Linked DNA regions of Homo sapiens: region 1 is linked to region 2. A link is a loop called in an ENCODE intact Hi-C map of the cell type or tissue named here. Cell type or tissue: PC-9. All regions are shown on one strand.

Region 1 (2,500 bases), 140 kb after region 2:
CTAAAGCCAAAAATAAGCCAGAATTAATCAGAATTACCTAACTATCTCAGGCTAAGTGGAGTTCAAATGATCTGTAATCTAGAATCTAGATCAACCTTCCTCTCACTCCCACAGAAAACTCTAGAATGTGACATTGGGAAAATGCTCTGTCATTTCAGAGGCACCACCTCCTGATTCTGTGGTCCTGGCATGTCAGCACCTGACTGTGGTGATCTGAGAAATGGGGATAGTAAGGCCTGCCCTGGCTCCCCAGATGGCTTCTCTAGAGATGCAAGACACATTGATGTGAAGCAGAGCTCTTCAGAAGTGGGGCAATGCTGGAAGCGGACGTTGTGGGGTGTTTGGTGGCTTCTCAGAACTCATTGGCCATGTCCAACCCCCTTCTCTTCATGCCCTATTTTTACTCCTCTTTCAAATGTCCTGCTCTTCACTTCTCACCACATACTTCTTCTTCGAGATTCCTTTTCCCCGGTTCTAGGTCTTGGTTAAGATTTCCCAAAGGTATTTTCATGGATCCCTAGTCCCCAAAATGGCCCACAACTAAAGGAGGTTCTAAGAACAAATTGGTTTGAGAAACAACAAGCACCATGACCGCCTTTCAGAAAGTACAGCTCTCATTAGGCTCTGAGAAGTCTTGCAGGAAGGAAGCTTGTCTACCTGTGCTCTTTAGTTAGTACTTTCATAATTAATTTGACCACAGAAGCCATTGTTCAAATATCGCCTATTAATACCTCCCCCAAAATACAGCTTGGGAAATGTCCTAGATAATGATGATGATGATGATATGATGATGATGATGAGGCCCATTGATCAAACACTTACTACATCAGAAATAAACACTTAATAACATTTAACTCTCAGGCAACCCAGTGAGATGGGTGGCATTACCCATACCTAGAAAGTGAGACTGATTGACACCCAGGTCTGGCTATTTCTGTTTTACAAATAAGGAAAATGAGATGCAAGGAAGGTAAGTATTTTGCCCAGTCTTATAGCTAGTGAGTAGTGGAGTTGGGCCATGAACCCAAGTCTTGTACCCAGGTCTGTCTAACTTTAAAGGTCCCACTCCTGATCACCGCACACATGAGCCTGTGGCTCGTAGGCTGAGTTCACACATGGCTTCACACTGGAGGGGCTGCTCAGGCATGGCCACCCCTCAGGAGTTTATATGATGGAGGGTGGAATTGGATCCATAGGCAGCCAACCTAGTGTATGGCCCTCAGCAACCCATAAAATGGGACAGTCACACCCTCTGGAATCCATTGCAATGGGACAGTCACACCCTGTTGCTGGAAAAAACAGGAAACCCAGATTCAAGAGCTGGAGTGGTTTTGACCAGTGTGGTTTAACCAGGCAGCAGCCATGAAGCCTGAAGTGCTCCAGAATCTGTCCTTTCAACAAATCTACCCCACCCTCCCAGGACCAGAGCTTTGCTCCTGCATCCACAGTGCTCAAAGCTGCTTAGGTTGCCTGGCTGCTTTTCGCTAATTGAAACCTGTTGTGGTGCCTGTTGCTATAAACACTTGGCCAATTTGCATAAGTATGTGACATTATAAAAGTTCCTGAAAGATCTTATCCACATGGCTGGCACAGGGCCCAAATGAAAAGCCAGGTAGACAATGTGTGTGTTATTAAAAGAAATAATAATCTTGTTTATGTTCCTTGTGCAGGTGAACAGGGCAAGAAATGGAAAGCGTATCCAATCCAGAGGCAGTGAGTATAGCCTGCTTTGTTTTGTTTTGAAATTATTTGAGTTATTTTTCTTGTACCTCCCAAGCTGCCTGTCACATGTGAAAAGCCGGATTGAGGCTGTTAAGGTTATACAAATGGGTTTGTGTTTTGCAGCGGAAGGTTCTGAGTGCTGGAGACTCACAGAGCAGGAGGAAGTTTGGAGATCACCACGTCCAGTGGTATCATTTTACAGATGTGGGAAACTGAGGGCCTGAAACTTGCATGAGACTCCTGACTTCTATGCTGGGGCTCGCTCACACTTTCCAAAAACACTCCAGAATCAACCAATACACTCACCCTCATTTTCAACAGAGTAAAATGCATTTAGATGTAACAAGACAAAATCAAAGCCTTCCCAAGCTTTGGGGTTTGGTGAGCCCACGGCCTCCTGAAGCCCTCTAACCTCCCCAGCTCTCAGTGATAGTCAACTGTTTAGGACCACCAGCCCGAGCCAGGAGCTGGCGTGTTCTTTCACATACAATTTCTTTCAACCTTCTGAGCTCCTCTAGGAGGTGAGTCCTTTTCAGCTGTGGAAATCAGGGCTGAGAGAAGTTAAATAATGCTCCTCAGTTACACAACTAGAAAGCAGGGCTGTGAATGAAACGCAGAACTGGCTAACTGCAAGCACTGGTTTCATCACTTCGTAGGGTTGTTGGAACGATTGAGCAGGACGGCACCCGTGAAGCACTGGTATGGTGCCTTGCACACACTGGGTACTTTAAAAGTGTCAGATTCCACCCCGATGTCTGTCCCGAGTCATCCATCACCT
Region 2 (2,500 bases):
GAAGAGTCAGAGATAATGCTGTGTGAGAGCCACAGTGGAAAGTCGGCTTTCTAATGGTCTGGACAAGCCCCCTCCTGCTGCTTACCATCCACAAAGTCTTGGGAATCAAGGTGTCTCCTTCCATGTTCTACAACATTCCATGGCTATTCTTTCTATATTCCAGCTTTGGGAAATTCATCATTAAGTTATTGTTGAGCTTTTTTCTCCCCTGCCCTTTAGGACTGACCAATTCAAGTTCCTATGAGTCCACATAAGCCTCATTTTCTAGCCTCAAGTTATTCATGTCTCTTTTTCACCATGCGGCCTGGAAAAGACCTAGTTGGGCTTGATCAGATTGGAATTAAGTCAGGGACAGCACATGGCTCCTGAGCCCAGGGCAGCTCTGCACTCCTGAAATTTCAAACCTTTGCTGAAAGCTTAATAATTTCTTTTTAAAAAATGTTGTTCTTCCACCATTGCCCATGGTTTTTGTACTCTTTCTTTGTTCTCTAAATGTCTAGAACAAAAGTCACAAACTGGTGACCGTCAGGTTGAGTGTGACCTGCAGACATATTTTTAAACACAGTGCTTTTAAATAATGAACTAATTGGGAATTTTGCATACAAATCTGGTTATCTAGCTTCTCTTGAAAAATAGGTGTAGCCACACACAGCTGGCATTCTGTCGTAGAATAATCAGTTGACCCCAAGTGGTGGCTGTCTCTGAGGGGTCTCCAACTCAGTAGAGACCCCCGACTCATACAAGGTATGTCTCTGGCCTGATCCCTGTGCTGATTTTCTCGTTTATGTGACCTTCCTGACTCTTTGTCTACAGTTACACGCAGAACAGAAGCAAATTACTTTAAAGGTTTTGGGTAAAGAATTGCAACCTATTTTGGACAAATGCCTTTAGTTTTTGGTGACTTCCTGAATCCCAGCCTCAGTATCAATGAATGATCACACACTTCAGCAATTTATTGTGGGGGCCTCTCCTATACAAGGATGGCGGAAACAGAGAATACAGGTTGGTATTTCAGTTATTTTTACCTTAATTTTCCACCTTTTGTTGACTTTGAAAGGTATTCAGTGACAGGTTGCATTGGTATGTAAAATGCTTTATAGAATCAGGCCAATTATTATTCTTGGAGGGAAGACATCTTTTTGTGGACACGAGGTTGCTTCACTGGAATGCTGACAGAAGAGAAGTGAAAAATTGCCTGAGACCCTGAGAGTTCATTTGGTCATGAACCTGACACCTGGAATAGCTAAGGGATTTTTAAAAATCCTTAATTAAAAAAAATTTTTTTTAAAGTCGTAAATCTGGAAGGAGCAGGAAGAAGGGATGACAGGTTTCAAAAAAAGGAAGACGGAAGAATTTTAAAAAGGACACTGTTTACGAACGTGCATGTGTGCATGTGTGTATGTGCACGTTTGTGGAATGGAGGGCATGTGAGTTTGTGCATGATAAAGGGAGAGTGCATGCTCGTGTGTCATAGGAGATTTCCCTCGAGTTCCCCTTCAAGATGTTTGTTTACTGAAGGCAGAACAATTTATGAGGCGCTTCCATCACCGTTACCAACTGACTTTTGATCATTGCCCGAAGTGTCAGTCTGAACGCCTTTCACTCAATTTTTCATTCTTCCTCCCTTTCCACAGTCTCTGCTAGCACAGGAAGGAGTTATTCAAAAGTATTTACTGAGATCCTATTACTTGCCTTCAGTCATTCTGCACACTGGGAATTGCAGGCAATGCAAAGGCCGGAAATAAGGCAGGCTGGGTGGGTGTGCTCGGGCATAGACAGCCATGGACTGCCCTGGAGTTTGCTGGGAGCACAGGACGGTGCAGAGGGGCAGTGGCCATGGTTAGTGCCCTGGTGGCTGCAGAAAATGATTGAGATTTTATTCTAATTGCAATGGGAATTCGCTGAAGAATTTTTAAGCAGGAGAGCAATATAGCTTGATTTATATGACCATGGCTGCAGAGAAATAAGTATACTTTCATTTATATATTAAAAATTAGAGAGAAATGTAAGAAATTGTTAATTAATTAAAAATAACATCGATAAACCTATTATATGTTAACACTATATTTTATGAAAACTATTTTCCAAAGCAAAGAAATTTTAGTGAGAAAAGTAGTATCGCTTTACCTTTTTGCAACTCTTGCTAATGTTTGGCTTAAAAGAAGATAGTTGAATTCTCATGTTTGCTTCTGAATAAAATGTGATGTGTTATTTTAGCTAAAATATATGAAGAAAATCTGGCTTCATACAGAGATGTAGTTGTAAAGGGGAGAGGTGCTTAGTACATAAATGTGGATATTTTTCTACATGAAAAATTGACAAGTAGTTTCTTAAAGGTGAATTTCAATATGGATTCTGAAACCACATCAATGCACTCCATACTTACTTACATTAAAATCCATTGACCAATCTTGCATTTGAATGGATCTTTCACTCATGTATGATCTTATAACATCAGCATTGGTCATTTGGAAAATAATGACCCGCTAAATTATGCAGA

The links. Peaks named below come from ENCODE experiments on the same cell type or tissue, not always from the same donor. Only the 100,000 strongest peaks of a DNase experiment are listed, where the experiment ranks them.
Region 1: it touches region 2 in a loop (3-fold over the local background); 1 of 110 quality-filtered maps calls a loop at or near these places.

What each region holds. Positions count from the first base shown.
Region 1 is chr11:129,592,303-129,594,802 of GRCh38, reverse strand. No RefSeq gene overlaps it. Among named protein-coding and RNA genes, the nearest start is that of LINC01395, 24 kb to the left of the region's middle. In PC-9, no CTCF peak of the experiment used is centred here; a DNase peak (open chromatin) is centred at 1,502.
Region 2 is chr11:129,736,982-129,739,481 of GRCh38, reverse strand. No RefSeq gene overlaps it. Among named protein-coding and RNA genes, the nearest start is that of TMEM45B, 78 kb to the left of the region's middle. In PC-9, no CTCF peak of the experiment used is centred here; DNase peaks (open chromatin) are centred at 1,051 and 1,471; H3K4me3 peaks cover 429 bases; H3K27ac peaks cover 2,500 bases.